Regions from separate parts of the Mus musculus genome. Here all the other regions are linked to region 3. Evidence: chromatin loops called from intact Hi-C (ENCODE). Cell type or tissue: heart. All regions are shown on one strand. Each heading gives the region's core, and the rest is flanking DNA. Links, peaks and the distances in the headings are about the cores only. Region 1 has its middle 15 kb from the start of Spryd7. Region 2 has its middle 41 kb from the start of Dleu7. Region 3 holds the start of Rnaseh2b (ribonuclease H2, subunit B).

Region 1 (5,304 bases), core at 1,453-3,952, 760 kb after region 3:
TACAAGGCAGAAAAAGCATGACTGGTTGCCTTCATTTTTTTTTTTTTTAAATGTCCTATCTAGGGTCAGTCCCCTGCAGCATGGGAATCACTGGTCTATGCTTCTGGTCCTTCTGAAAGCTGGACTGTCTGTCCTAGCTCATCCTTCCTCGAGGCTGGTTGCACAAAGACCTCTTACAATGTTCCGTTTGACCCTGAGAAGGTACCTCAGGGTCTTCAGCCCTGCAGTCACCTTGGATTCTTGGAGTAGCAAAGCTTTTGCCTTACTATATCAGCCTGTAGGCAACAGCAGTCATCTTATGGGAGCCACATTGCCATCTCAAGTGAGGGCAGAGATAACCTCTTTGAACCAACCGCCAAGGAGCTATGAGGACACACCTTGAGCAGGCCTCTTTAATTATATATGCACTTCCTGCCCCCACCCCTCTTCTCAATTCAAATCTAAAACTCCTCTGGGCACCTGTGCAGCTTGAGGTGAAGTTCCTGCACCTTGCCAATGTCCTAATTTGGGGTCACTGAACTTCATGTATTCGCCCTCCCAATGGTCACATTTATTAGAATTGACTGTCACCCGTTGCTTTCAAGGGAAATGGGGTTGTGTGGCCAAGCCTGCTCTCTCAGGACTCCTGGGGCTGGGGTTCTCACTCAGAGACTCCTGGAATCCCACTTACTGCTTGGGACCGTGAAAAAGGCAGTATTGAGTCTGAGCTACGAGGCCTTCCCATGCATTTGCTCCATGGCTGAACCTTTCTGGTAGTCACTTCTACTGTCCAGTTCTCTCCGATCTCAGGTAGAACGACAGGAGTTGAACCCGCAGCCTCCTCAGGAGTCAGAGCACCCGCAGCTACCTCAGAGTTCGCTCTCCAGGTAGCCTTGGAGGCACAATTCTGGCTCCAGGGAGTCAGAGTCCTAACAAGATTTTATCACAGCCCTCAGTGGATTCCTGGACATCCCAGGAATGCCAGGTCAGGGCGTAGGGCCTTCTCTCTCTGGCAGATTTTCCAACCTGTCCTAGCCTCACCTCCCTGCTCCTGCGTCCCAAAGAATTCTGGGTCATTTTTTTTCAGGAACCCTCTTTAACTGGTTGTTTCTAGCTCCTTTTTCAGGCTGAAAGGCTTGCAACTCATCTCTTGACACTAACATTTTTTTTTCTTTCTTTTTTTTTTTTTAAGATTTATTTATTATATGTAAGTACATATCTTCAAACACAAGAAGAGACCAGGCGGTGGTGGCGCACGCCTTTAGTTCCAGCACTTGGGAGGCAGAGGCAGGCAGATTTCTGAGTTCTAGGCCAGCCTGGTCTACAAAGTGAGTTCCAGGACAGCCAGGGCTATACAGAGAAACCCTGTCTTGATAAACCGAAAAAAAAAATCACAAGAGAGCATCAGATCTCATTAGGATGGCTGTGAGCCACCATGTGGTTACTGGGATTTGAACTCAGGACCTTTGGAAGAGCAGTCAGTGCCCTTAACCTCTGAGCCATCTCTCCAGCCCTACACTAGCATTTCTTTAAGGGCTGAGTTTTGGGTTTTTTGTTGTTGTTGTTGGGTTTTTTTGTTTTGTTTTGTTTTCTGTGTTTTTTTCCCAAGTAGGGCCTCTAATACCGACCAACTCATGGCCTCTGTGGCCCATCTCTGAGTTACTTCAGTCTGCCTAGGAGATCCTTGGAGCTGACCCTCCAGACTCTGTGGCCCAAGTCCTAGGATGTGTGCTCTTGTTGGCCTCTCATGGGCTGAATCCCCCTTCCCATAGGCGACTCTAATCTCAAACACTCCCTATACCATATATTCACAGCCTGGTCCCAACCTTCCTGCTGTCACCCATGCTGCTTTAGTGATATTCTGTCTTTGAGTCACTTCTGCTCCTTTAAGTCACCCCTCACTGATATTCCTGTAAGTAACATCAATAAACTAAGTAGTTCACCAAGTTGGACTTTGTCTGTCGTGAACTCCCTCTCTGAGGTGAGCAGACTTGTGTTGCAGCTCCCCAGGGTGTCTTGTCACATAACACAGCTTCACAAAGATGAACTCATGTCACCTTGAAATTAATCCGCTGCAGCAGGTAATTATTAACCTCTTTTATAGATGGGAAGGAGACAAAGGCACAGAGGGTTTAAGACAAATGGAACTGTAGCCCAGGCAGTTTGAATGCTTTGAAACCATACAGTGGGCTGTACTGTTTGTCTAAACAGCAGTTCTCAACCTGTGAGTTGCAACTCCTTTGACAAACCTCTATCTCCAGTGATATTTACTTTATAACTCCTAGCAGTGGCAAAGTTATTGTTATGATGTAGTAATGGAAATAATTTTATGGTTGGGTCACCATAACATGAGGAACTGTATTAAGAGGGTCCCAGTGTTAGGAAGGTTGAGAACTGCTGGTCTAGAAGAAACTGAACATTACACATTGAATTGTATGACATTCACACACAAAAGCGTACTGGTGCTAGAACACAGGTCCTAAATATTTCTATTCAAATGCTCGAATATAGTGAAACAGCGGTGGGAACTCTCTCCTGCTGGCAACCTCTCCCACCGTGAGTGCATGCCTAAAGCTCACTTCAGAGAGCAGCTGATTTTTTTTTTCCAGCCACATCCTTTCTAGCTTAAAGGACCAGCTCCATAAACCCCCATTTACTCTGTGAGATGAAAAGGCTCACCAATGAATGTCAAAATCTTTCCAATTTAAAAAGTAAAATCTTCAAGAACTGACTCGGGTGGAGTTGACAAAATCTATCTCAGGAAGGTCCTCTGCCACCAGTGCAAGTGCGCCCTCTGCCGGCAATGTGAACACACTTGGCCAACAAGAAGCCTGGCTTTACAGAGCAAAAAAATTTGCATTTTGCCTTCAAACAGTGATTTATTTATCACTCCCAGAACAAGGAAGGCAGAAGGCTTAGGGCTGAGCATACAAAGAGAAATGAAAGTTCCCCAGCCCTAAAAGATATCATGGTGGGGCACGTCCAATCCAACTATTATGCCACTTGAGGTCGGGCTAGTGATGAGAGATGTCTGGCAGAACAAAGCTATAAAGGCTCATGAAGACTCAACTGGAGTCAGCTTGGCATTTTAAACTTGGCATTAATCTCTTTTACACAGGAAAAGGGATACCAGTACTGTTCTTCCCAGGGAGCTAGACCTCTGTCTGTAGTTAACATAGCAATTAGAGATTTCCTTAGCTACCTGAGGAGCCACCATACAAAGACCAGAAACAATCAAGGAATACCACGTCCCAACTAGATGCTTAGAACTGAACTCAGGTCTCCTGCAAGAACAGTGTGTGCTCTTAACCACTGAGCCATCTCTCCAGCCCCCAATAAAGCTAAATTTAAGATTAAAAAAAAAAAAAAAGGTTCTGTCTGCCAAATAGCTTCATTCTGTAGAACCAATGTTCCCATAGAACTAAGGGAATCAGCGGTACCGGCCACTGGGTTAAACCAGAGGCTCCATGGTAGTATGGACAGAACCGAGTCACCATACACACGTGGGGCCTGATCTAGCCAAACACTCAAACATTAACACTCAGTGTTTTTCTGCTCATCTAAGTGACATCATACTTCTAGGTATCTTTCCAACATTTTAATGGAAACTTGAAAATGTAAGTCAGGCTCAACCAAGCACACATATCATTCCTGCACTGGGATCCGGAACTCAGGGTACGTAGGCCAGTCTGGACCACAGTAGATCAGAGCCAACAAACAGAAAATTACAGGCAACGTGGAAGGGATTCAACTATGCACACCATCTAATCTATCAACATGTAGCTCTTCTTGAATTATGGTATCTATTAATTTCCCTCTGAATTTGTCAAGTCATATTATTTTTATACATTAAAAAGTAAATTATAGTCATCAGCAGAGATTTCCCTGAATAATTAAGTTGATGTGTTATCAATTAGAGCAGGTGTTGCTAGTCATTTCTTCCAAAATTCTATTGACATATATCTAAGTGCGTAACTCTTTTTTTTTTAAAGATTTATTTATTATATAAGTACACTGTAGCTGTCCTCAGACACACCAGAAGAGGGCATCAATCTCATTACAGATAGTTATGAGCCACCATGTGGTTTCTGGGAATTGAACTCAGGACCTCTGAAAGAGCAGTCAGTGCTCTCAACCGCTGAGCCATCTCTCCAGCCGTAGTGTGTAACTCTTGAGTGTAAATTTTCAAGTTGTAATAAATGCCTGTATCTGTACCCCAATTCCTACTAAGATACCGAATGGTATTACTGTGACATCAGAAAGTCCCCATACTTTTATTCATTCATCCATCCGTTCATTTTGTCAGTGCTACAGAGCAAACCTAGAGCTGGTGAGGCAAGAGTTCTTTCACAGAACCACAAGCCAGCCCCTTCATAACTTTTTTTTTTTTTAAATATTTTTTTAAAGATTTATTTATTTATTATATGTAAGTACACTGTAGCTGTCTTCAGACACACCAGAAGAGGGCATCAGATCTTGTTACAGATGGTTGTGAGCCACCATGTGGTTGCTGGGATTTGAACTCCGGACCTTTGGAAGAGTAGTCGGGTGCTCTTACCCACTGAGCCATCTCACCAGCCCGCCCCCTTCATAACTTTTAAGAAGATATGTTTTTGAGTGAGAGGAGGATGACAAATGTTTTGAAGTTTCAATGGGTTTGGAGGGCAGCTGTAAACGTGTAGGGGAATTTACAGTTAGTGTTACATTAGAGGTGAACAGAGCTGTAGGAGCACTGACTTAAGAAATAACCTGAAGTCACTAGAGCAAAACTGTTTGTTGTTCTCAAAGTTCAGAGTGTCTCAGATGACAGAAAAGACAAACATGAGCAGGCAGCTCTAGCCAAGCCCTCCCTCCCTCTCACAGCCTCTACTGACCAGCTCTCAGAAGAAACTTCTTTGCTCCCATCATCCATTTGCTCACTCAGGTTGCACACACAGGTCTGGCTCCCAGGTCGGGGTGTTTTCTGCAATTTTTCTGCTCCTCAGGCAAGTTAAACCCTCAACACCAGTAATCCATTTCTCCTAACATTGCATTAGAAACCATTCAAAAAATGTTCTCTCATAAAACCATCTCTCATAAAATAATAGTTATTTACACTAACATACTTGTCTTCCTGTAAGTTACAGTTTCTACCTTTAGAACATGCAACTTGTGTTACATCTCTACAGCTCCTAAACATTGTGATGTCATTAACATATCATTTTCATATTTTTATTTTGCAAAATTTCAATCATATACAAAAATAGGACAGTGAAGAGTCTCCATATTCTCATTTCCAGCCCCCAAAGGGTCCTGATATCTTTTGTTTTGTTTTGGTCTTTTGTT
Region 2 (5,304 bases), core at 1,442-3,941, 80 kb after region 3:
CCTTACAGTGAGTTAGCTAGAAGGACCTGTAGGCTCTACACAGAGACGCTAAAGGAGAGTGTCATCAGGGGAAACTGTGATCAAGAAACAGTTGGTTACTAGAAAGATGTCTCATGAGGTAGGTTACAATTGTGAACCAATGCATTCCCTGGTTTAAATAAAATGGGTGAGACAGCCTAGAGGCCACTTCATAGGAAACAGCCCCGTGACAGCAAAGCTCAGGGAGACAAAGGGAAAACATCTAGAGTGACTGATGAAGGCTAAAGGCAGGCGGGGTTTTATTAGAAGGAACTTAACACAGTGGGCGGGACTTGGTCATAAACAACGTAGTGGGCGGGGCTTTGCCTGAAGGAAACAACACAGTGGGCGGGACTTGGCCATAAACAACACAGTGGGTGGGGCTTTGCCAGAAGCAAGGCTGACTGAATAAAAAGCAGCATTGGGGAGACAGAAGTAGAATGAATACACAGGAAATTAAAAGGGGTCACGTGACGTTACATGTAACTGAATGATACACTCAGAACGAAGTAGATGTCAGCAGTTGGTCTTCCTTGAGAAGCAAACCTAAACATCAGGGTAAAACTTCTTAGGAATATTATTCGAAATTATAAATATAAAACAATTTAACAAAGTTGACAAAGAATTGAAACTTGTGGTTGAAACTGTGCTACCCAGTAAAGATAACTGCAAAACAGTTGTCACTCTACAAATTCTCTAGCACTGTAGTCAGGTTAAGGGGTAATAAGGTGAAATTCATTTGAATAATATTTTGTGTTTTGCTAAACAGATCTATTTTCCGATCAACAAGTGATATGCAATACCACAACTGAACTATTTCCATTGTTTGTATAAGAAATCCAGTATGCCGTTTATATTTATTGTAAATCATAACTTGTGCCAGCCACATATTAATATAAAATATTCAAATATCCAAATATAGAAATCTGTAGGGAAAAATCTAACAATCTAATAACAAGGAAAAATGTCTAGTATTCACTAAAAGTGAGAGTTTCACGTTAATCTAGTAGAAAATAATTTCACTGCAGATTGACAGAGACCAATCCATTTTATAATAAGCTGAGCCCAGGGGTTACAGGGTGGGGGTGGGGGTCATCTTATCTGCTGGTGTCTGGGATGTAGCTCAGTGGGTGTCAGTATCTATCCAGGTGACCAGTGAACACATCTCTTACCTAGTACTTCCAAGTCTAGAAATTTTCTTATGATATGCTTGCAAATGGTTTACGTTATCAACAAATTACTGAGTTGTTATTTATTAAATAAATACTGCTTAATATTATCAATAGAGGACAGGTCAAATAGATTTCACAGCACATACAGGACAAGGTCACTATGAAACAAAAGTGAATGGGGAAATATTTGAGGTCACAAGATGAAAGATGTACATTATATTGTTATAGGGGGAAATGAACAAGAAATAGGTAAATAAAATGCAAAATTACATGTACATACACACACACACACACACACACATATATCAAATACACCTGGAAGGACCCATTTGTAATTTGTAACTTGGAGTTGTGTAAACCCTTCATTTTTTTACAGTTAGTACTCAAATATGTATTACCTATTCAGAAGTTAAAACATTTAAATATATTTTAAAAGGTGTTGGAGAAGCAAACACATATATTGCGATTATTTTATTTAATTTAAGAAAAAAAACACAGCAAATCCCGGTATTATCTTCTGTGTAAAATAACAGCTCAGCCATTGACATAAATGACGTCCTTTCCCAAACACAAACACTTCACTCAGATCAAGGGTTTGACATCTGAGAGTTGGTTTGGGCCTGAGTTTTCCTCACAGCTCTAGCATCTGCTTAATTGCCCCATCAGCCCCTCTTAATTGTCTCTGATGTTCTGTGTCTAGCGGACCAAAATGGAGAATGCTTTCCAGTGATAAGCTGTGCTAGTTGTTCTTGAGTATTGCTTGCTTGTTTTCTCTTCAGAGTTTTGCCCTGTGGCAGAGGCTGGCCATCCTCCTGTCTCAGGCTTCTGAGTGTTGAGATTACAGTGTGTGTGTGTGTGTGTGTGTGTGTGTGTGTGTGTGTGTGTGTGTACAATCTTCTTTGCTGACCTTGCCCTGAACCTCTCCGGGAAACCCTCGCTGGTTCCCAATCCCGACTGCCCCTCACAGTGGGTCCCCAGGGGCTCTGGTCACACTAGGCCTTACTTGTCTGTCTATTGACTGACAGTCAAGACACTAACTACTACAAGCTTGGCTTGGAGGTGCAATTATTAACATACTAGTTGAAAATGAAGTTGCAATGGCAACTTCATTAAATCTTGGAATTCAAGATTTAAAAAGTAACTGTAAATCAGTTGGAAGTTGAGTAGCCACCACTGGAGGAACGGAAGGATCTATACTTCTTGGATCACTGTGAATTCAACCTTGTGCTTCCAAAATTGCTGTAAGGACAATGAAGCCACATGAAGTCTGAACCATTACAAGAAGGTATCAGAATTTAATGCTCGATCAGAGTTTTCCAGAAACTACATATGCATCCACTGGGAGATGGATTAATAGTCATTCTAAATTTCAATCCACAGTGCATTGATTAATCCCACCCCCACCCCAACCCTGCTCTGTGGACTCTGCCCACCTTATATGGCTGAAGTCGAGTAAAAGGGATGAGATGTTTCCGTACCAACCAGAAGAGGGCAGTGTTGAGTCACCGATCTCATTTGAACTAATCATGTCAGCAGGGCAGCACACAGCCTTCTATCTCCTTCCCCATAAAACAAGACAGAAAAGGGCTACACAAAGTTGGAAAATACAGGCTTATAGACACAATGCTGAAGGTTGACATGCTGGAATGATGTAAGATTGGGAGTGGGAGCAGGTGGATGGATGGGGAAAAGATGCTGTATAAAGTGGGGGCTACCTGGTCTCTGCTGAACAAGCTGATCTCGTTAGCTGTGGGGTTTTAATATTTGTTTTCTATCTATCTATCTATCTATCTATCTATCTATCTATCTATCTATCTATCTATCTATCCAAATAACTATCTTTTACCTACTTACCTACCTACCTATTTATTTAGTGGTGTGTGTGTGTGTATGTGTGTGTGTGTGTATACACGCACATGTACATGTGCCTGAGTGTGGAAGTCAAAAGACAGCAATAAGTGCTTACTTTCCCTCCTGTGAGCTGAAGGAGTTGAGAGGGGTTGGATGCAAATCATGAGGCTTAGTGACAAGCACCTTTACCCACAGAGCCATCTGGCTGGCCCAGGGATGGGAATTTTAAAAAGCAAGGGTAAAAGGGTCTTCTTGCAAGTGATATGTATCTCAGGGAACAAATATTTGATGGTTTCTCTTGGTTGCCAACTTGACTACATCTGTAATTAACCCAAACTCAAGCTACTAGGTGAAGGATGTATTTGATTGGATCATTCGAAGTGGGAGGACCCAACCTTAAATCTGGGCCACACCTTCTGCTGGTAGCCTGTACAGAGGACTTGGAAGAAGAAAGTTCTTGTTGTTTGCATCCTTGCTCTCACTTTTGCTGGCAAGTTCAACCCTTCACTGGCATTAGAACCTACTTCTTCAGTGTTCTGGTGGATATTAAAGACCATCTGTGCCGTCCCGCCTCATGGACAGAACAACCATTGGACTCTTGGGCTTTCTCTTAGGAGACAACCATTGTTGGAACAGCCAGACCCCAGCCTATAAGTCACTCTAACAAATCCCATATCTATCTATCTATCTATCTATCTATCTATCTATCTATCTATCTATCTATCTATCTTATTTGATCAATTGTATCTTATTGTTTCTCTAGAGAACCCTCCCTAATACAGAATTCTTATTTCTAGAAAGTTGTAGTGCCTCCCCAAACATTCATGTTAAATTGAGTCACCCCCACGGTTTAGCTTGCTAGCAATCATTTCCTAAGCCTTTTCCCTGCTAACCTCACACAGGTAGGGAGTTGCAGGGCCCCAGGCTGCTTGCTGCAGAATTATCTATCAGGTTATTAGGAGAATCTCAGGCAGTAGGAAACAAAGAGTTATCAATACCATTGATGGCTCTCTCCTCACCTCCTCAAGAACCACACGCCCACTTTCCATAATGCAAGGATGTGAGAGTACAAAGAACCGAGTGGAGTGTTTTCCAAACTAAACGCTTAAGGCTCTGGGTGGTTTATTCAGCCTGGCTGCTTTACTGTCCACTGCTGAAGCGCTTCGTTTGCAGGAGATGCACAGTGTGTTTGCCCTGCTTGAAAGATTCTGCTAGTGGCTATGTTCTTCATGCTCAATGCCCTTTCTTCACCCAAGGACAGTTTAAGAAGAGTAGGTTGCAATTAGTACATTAAAATTACACGTAATGGGAAGGGACCCATAGTCCAGAGTGTCTAATCTCTTTGGTTGGTTGGTTTGTTTGTTTGTTTGTTTGTTTTTCCTCATTTTTTCCTAATCTCTTTTGAAAGCAAGGAAACTTTCCAACAGCAAGAGGAGTGCTTTCTTGGTTTCAAGTTTTCCCTTGAACACTTTTGAAGGTTTTTAAACTTCTTTTTACACGCAGTCATACAGGCTAAGCACTCTTCATGGTGCTCTTGGGTCTGAGTGCCACCTGCTGTGACTACCAGATGCCACCTCTCTGTCCTTTTCATGCCACTAGCTTCTGTCCTGTGCTGTTACGCTTTCTACTTTCCATACACCACACTTCCCCCGTGCACTCCCCACAATGTGTCAACCCCAGGTAGACATCCTCCCCACTTGGTGAAACATGATTTATTCTTCAAACCTGGCCCAAATGACACCTTGTGTCTGGAGCCTTCATTGTCCCCCTGTCATTCTGTCTCCTTCAGGAAAAAACCAAAAACCTAAACTAAACCTAAAACAACCCCCAAAGACAAAACAACAGACACCCAAACTACTCTTACTGACTCTCAGAGCTCTTGACATGTTGATAAGCTGCACACACACACACACACACACACACACACACACGAACAATCCAACAGTGGAAACACAGTGTTTCAGCCACACAGGAGTGGGCCATCTGTAACACCATCCATTGCCTTAGAGAGAACGAAGATAGCCCAGCAGACAGCTATCATGTAGTAAAAGTCTCCAAGTCCAGCAAAGAGGAGAAAGCTTGTTGCCATAACTTCTGAGGATAACATTATTCAACTATTGTCCCCAAGTCAAAAGTGTCCATAGAAAATATTTTAATTCCCTTTACACTAGTACCAAAAGAAGACTATATGTAGCAGTCATTTTAGAGTTCATTTCCAATCAATCAACTGACCAATCATTAATCAATCAACCAAGCAATCAAC
Region 3 (5,304 bases), core at 1,265-3,764:
CCCCAGCTCCCCAGGCTGGTCCTCGATACAGCAGTTCCGGGGGGTATTAGACCAGCCAGTAACGGTGCTTGAGTCTTTACTAGAAGAGCAAGCATATTTTTGGGTCTTAGCCCAGGACAGACTAGCTCAGAACCTTCACAAATGAAGTCTCACTCCCAGGAGGCCGGTGCCCTTACATTGGAGGGCAGACCCCATAGCTGCTATCAAACGTGTTTGGACCCTTAGAGCCTGCAGGTGGCACTAAAGGCCACCTGGAAGAGCAGAAGTCAGGAAGCCCAAGTTTTAAGTTTTAGAACCCTCAACCACTATCAGCCTAATGAGTAGGTGAGAGAGCACCTTGCCTGAAGGGTAAAAAAAGGTGAGAGGACAGACACCTCAGCTTTGAACAGAAACCAGGTGGCAATGCGTCTCACCCCTCCCTCCCAGTAGATCTACTACACCTTTCTCTTTGAGGGATGCATTCAACATCGAGTCTTTTCAGTTTTGTGCTTGGTACGATTATGACACACTTTAAGAAGGAAATTAATGTCAGTGAAACAGCCAACAAAACAAAACAAAACCCCTCAAATTATTGCAAACTACTATATAGTATTAACATGTTTGATTGCAAAAAGAATGATTAGGGATCCTACTACAAAAATCAAATATACTGATGTAACAGAAGGGTGAAAGGAGGCTCTCCCCTCTCCCAGCTAAACTAAGGTGTTCAGCTAGCCTTCTGATGGCTCACCAACACCAGGAATTCTCACTAGCTGCTTTACCAAGCACTATCAGTGAGGTTACGGCTTAACTGGACTCATCATAGGCAGCTGGAGTCAGGACGAAGCCGTATCAACCACTTCAGAAAACCATTCTGCAGAACTAAAGCTAACCCAACAAGCACCCAAAAGCAGCTTCCACTCCAGGATACAGACACTCCGAAGAAATGAATGCCAATGTCCACCAACAGCCTCAAAAGAATGCTGCCAGAGGTGTAACTCCTACTAGGTGCAAACCAGGAGGAACACCTAATGCCATCCATCCTCCGGAGAGTAGTAGCATTGATATGCATACAGCAAACCAGAAGCAATTTTTAAGAACCAGCCAACAAAACCCATGGAACAGCCATGGATGGATCTGGCAGACGTGGTACGGAGGGAAGGAAGACAGATACAAAAGTCACAGGGGTCCAAGCAGGCAAAACTAATTTGATGACAGAAAGCCTGGGGTTCTCTAGAAGACGGGTGTATGAGCTGCTAGCTGGAAAGCTACTCTTCTTGGTCAGCAGCATACAGGGTTCAGTTGAGTGAGCTGCAAACCCAAAATCCATACACTTGAATGTGTTTAACTTTTTACACAGGAGAGAAGCTGTGTATCCAAAGTAAGTGTCAGGTCGTTACATAAAGATTATAAAAATTATCATCACTGGATATCTATACCCTGGTGAAATATATTTGCTGTAAAAATGCTCTGCATTTGCTAAACTAAAACTCAAAATTAAAGTGACTGGGAAGTTTCCTTCTTCACGCGTATTCTAACATCAAATGTATCATTGTAAAATGACAGAGTGTTTCTGGCTTGCATTCCCTAACCCAAATTTATTTCACTTGCCCTCCTCATATGGCAATGGCTGTCGCATGCCACCACATGCCCTGATAGCTGGTCATCATCTACAGGGACACTGAGTGGCCTGGTTCTGGGATTTTTGACTGTCACCATGTCCTGGAATTGTTTCAAACCACGCTCACATAAACCCCATCCAGGCTCCCTTATGCCTGGCCACCCTTGCCTTTCCAGAGCAGCAGAGCGGCTCAGCATGGGACTACTGCGACCTCTGGTTTGGAGCTGGTAAGATTCTAGACGCTGAGCTACAGAGATCCAGTAACTCCCAGGGGACAGCAGAGTCCCGGGACCCCCGCTGCCCGCCGCAGGCCGAGTGGCTGGACCCGCCCCAGGGAATCCGCGCAAACGCTGCCGTCGCTTCCGGGTTTGGAGTTTTCCCGCGTGTTGTGACACGTGACCAGGATGCTTAGCAAAGCGCGGGGCACCGAATCCGGGTCCGCGCTCGCTAGGACCTTGCGGACCGGTGCTGGCCTGGGAAAAAAAAAAAACCCGCGCTGCCGCTGCCGCCACCAGCGACCTAGGCCCACGCGCCTCCCGCGTTTACCTGGAAGTAGGAACACTAGCTGCCTGGCCGCCAAGTCCCCGCGGTCCCGACCTCCGGCCATGGTCGCGCCCTGCCGGAAGTGGCGCCGAGGGGCCCGCCAACCGGGGCCACCAGCCTGCCTCCATTTCCGGGCCCGCCCGCTCGGCTTCCTTTTTTGAAATCTGCGCGGGCCCTGCTGTCAGTGGAGGGTGTGGAGCTCCTCGTTTTTCTCACTCTCATTCTACGGGCGCTGCTCGTGCGTGTATTTCATACATTGAGGTTCCTAATGCGGGCGAGCAGCCTTCAAATTGGCTGTGGGCCAATTTGATAGTTAAGGTAATTTTTTAAAGATACAACCCAAATTATGCTTATAATTTGGAGTTCAACATACGAATTTGTTATTTAGGATAAATCTTTAGAGTATTAACGAGACTTAGTTTGGGTGTGGTTTGGTTTTGACACAAGGTCCACCACCCAGCGGGGACTGACCTTCAAAGTATGCCGCCCTGGCTGGCTTTGAATACTGGATCAGGAACCTCCCAAGTGCTAGAATGGTTGTGAGCAAAAGTGGTGTCTTGTTGCCTAGGGCTCACCTCGGGGCTATAGAGAAAACAATTAAGCCCTGACTAGGGAGGTGGAGAGGGGATTCTCTCAAAGGGCCAGCTGCCGATCAGGAAGCTTGTTCTGAAGTGTTCTTTCTAGGCAGACTATGCACTTTATGTCTTTTGTTATCCAGTCTAGTGGCACTTTGTATTTTGTTTTTGTAGAGGGAGCAATGTGAGACACAGGCAACATAAATGTGGAGGTCTGAGTTATAAAGGTGGTCAAAGCTTTTGAGAAATTACATAGAGCAACCAGAAGTTGGTCTGGATCTTAAAACATAGGCTGAGATTCCCTCCTGAGGCATGAAGCCCTTAAAAATACCCACCTCTGAACAACAATATGAACTAACCAGTACCCCCAGAGCTCATGTCTCTAGCTGCATATGTAGCAGAAGATGGCCTAGTCGGCCATCATTGGGAAGAGAGGCCCCTTGGTCTTGTAAACTTTATATGCCTCAGTACAGGGGAACACCAGGGCCAAGAAGTGGGAGTGAGTGGGTAGGGGGGGGTGGTATGGGGGACTTTTGGGATAGCACTTGAAATGTAAATGAAGAAAATACCTAATTAAAAAAAATATATATATAATACCCACCTCTGACCAGACCATTGTAAGACCACGAAAAAATAAGGCCACGCAGGGACATTTCGTGATTCTCTCAGACAAAAGCAAGATCAGTGTCATTTGTGCAGCAACTGTCCCAGCACTTGGCCACAGTGAGAACTGCTTTACCCAGTACAGCTCTATTCCTGTGCTAGTCTCCCCTGGCTGTGGATAAGAGTCAGGAAGATGAGTCAGGATACAAAGACAGAAGAGGACTCTGGAGGGAAAGGGGTCCCCCTAGGACTGGCTTTGCGTTTCATGCTGGCTGAGAATTAAGAATTTTGACTCAATTGGACCATCAAGGTGGTTCAGTACACAGAGGATTAACAGGATTCCCATGCCCAGCCACAGAGAAATCACTGCACACTGAGGGATTAATAATGGAAATGGTTTTTAATGATAGTGTGTGTGTGTGTGTGTGTGTGTGTGTGTCTAATGCTCAGGGAGGAGGCCTTATAGAGAAGATGTTGTTAGCTTACATTTTAGGCTTATGCATTTCACATAAATCTTTCAGGCTCCAGCCCCAGGTTACACTTTGGAAAGTTTAAACAGACACAAGAGACGGCAGGTCTGGTCCCTTGCTTGGGCAAATGGGAGATTTACTCAGCAAAGATATTGCCTGAACTATTTAAGTACACTAGTGTTCCTTTTGTTCTTGTCCACCAGGCAGAATTACACGTTTCCTGTTGAGAGCACAGAGAACTTGAGGACAGACCAGGACTTAATGATGGTTGTGACCCTGTGCTACTCCCTTGAGCCACCCCTCGGAGGCATGTTCTTGATATGGGGATATGCCTAATGGCTAGTTGTAAGCCTTGTTATGGGACTAGAGCTTAACTGGAAATCAGTCTTGGTGACCAAGAATTAGCAGAAACGTTCTCAGTAATCCTAAACGTCTACTGTGGTACAGAGTTTTCTTCCACAGTTCCTCACAAGCCTCGTTAGGGCACTTCTCTCCCAGGCACGAGGCAGAGTTCCTTTAGCTAAATTCTACTCTGTGTACCTTGGTGTTTCCTAAGCCAGTTTATTATTAATACATCATAGCATCAATTTTATTACTTTGAGGTTCCTCTGAGTTCAATAACCACCCAAATGATGGAGCAGAAATGATCTGACTCCTGAAAGTTGCCCTTTGACCCCCACAATGTGCTGTGGCATGGGCACATGCTAAAGGCCAGTGAACTTTAATACTGTGAGTCTTTTGGCCAGCATTTTGCTCAATAACAAAACTAGGAAATGGCATTTAACGTGAAAATGGTGAAACTTCTGCAAGTCATGGGTCAGTCTCTTGTTAAGAGTCCCGTGACTCCTATTGATGAGTAAAGACCCACATCCCTTATCTCTCTTCATGTAATTCATGTAGTAAGAGAATGATTTTTCACACATTTGTGGTTTGTGTGTGTGTTCATGTGGGAGTACATATGTGTAGAGGTGAGCATGTACTTATGCGTGTTTATAGGTAGAGACCCAAAGTTGGCATCAGGTATATTTCTCAGCTGCTCTGCAGTTTATTTACTTGGTAAGCTCTTACTGAGCCCCAGACTCACTGACTCCAGCTACTCTAGCTGGACAGCTTGCTCTGAGGAGCCCTTCTCTTTGCCTCCAGAGTGCTGACATGACAGGTGGCTGCTGTGACAGCTTATCTTTTTACAAGAGTTCTGAGAATCAGAACTCTGGTCCTCATACTTGTATGATAAGCGATTTATCCATTGTGCCATCTCCCTGTGCCATCTCCCTGCATAAAGCTTATTTTTTAAACACTTGTGATTTCTCTACTTTAAGCATAAAAACAATACGTGTTTGTTGTAGTTGTTTTAGATGTCTTCCTCAAATTTCTAGCCAAGGCAAATCAGCCTTGCTTACTTCTTATTATGATTATATCCAGGTTCTATGATTTGTTACAAATGAAATTTATTCTGTTTTGTAGCTGTGAAGATTTTAAAAGGATACACTATTTAAATTGTGAAAGGTTGCCC

Evidence for each region. Hi-C counts contacts between places; a loop is a spot of excess contacts. Peaks named below come from ENCODE experiments on the same cell type or tissue, not always from the same donor. Only the 100,000 strongest peaks of a DNase experiment are listed, where the experiment ranks them.
Region 1: it touches region 3 in a loop (2.1-fold over the local background); 9 of 42 quality-filtered maps call a loop at or near these places.
Region 2: it touches region 3 in a loop (2.4-fold over the local background); 4 of 42 quality-filtered maps call a loop at or near these places.

What each region holds. Positions count from the first base shown.
Region 1 is chr14:61,569,030-61,574,333 of GRCm38, reverse strand. No RefSeq gene overlaps it. Among named protein-coding and RNA genes, the nearest start is that of Spryd7, 15 kb to the right of the region's middle. In heart, for the core only: a CTCF peak has its summit at 2,788 (motif pointing left); a DNase peak (open chromatin) is centred at 2,773.
Region 2 is chr14:62,249,581-62,254,884 of GRCm38, reverse strand. No RefSeq gene overlaps it. Among named protein-coding and RNA genes, the nearest start is that of Dleu7, 41 kb to the left of the region's middle. In heart, for the core only: CTCF peaks have their summits at 2,471 and 2,673 (motif pointing right); a DNase peak (open chromatin) is centred at 2,694.
Region 3 is chr14:62,329,019-62,334,322 of GRCm38, reverse strand. It overlaps Rnaseh2b (ribonuclease H2, subunit B), which reads right to left and starts at 2,255. Exons shown (of 11, transcript NM_026001.3): 1 at 2,147-2,255. The coding sequence starts at 2,207. Gm41173 (a long non-coding RNA gene) reads left to right here and starts at 2,268. Exons shown (of 2, transcript XR_874686.3): 1 at 2,268-2,461; 2 at 3,995-5,304. In heart, for the core only: a CTCF peak has its summit at 2,287; DNase peaks (open chromatin) are centred at 1,962 and 2,232; H3K4me3 peaks cover 1,825 bases; H3K27ac peaks cover 1,785 bases.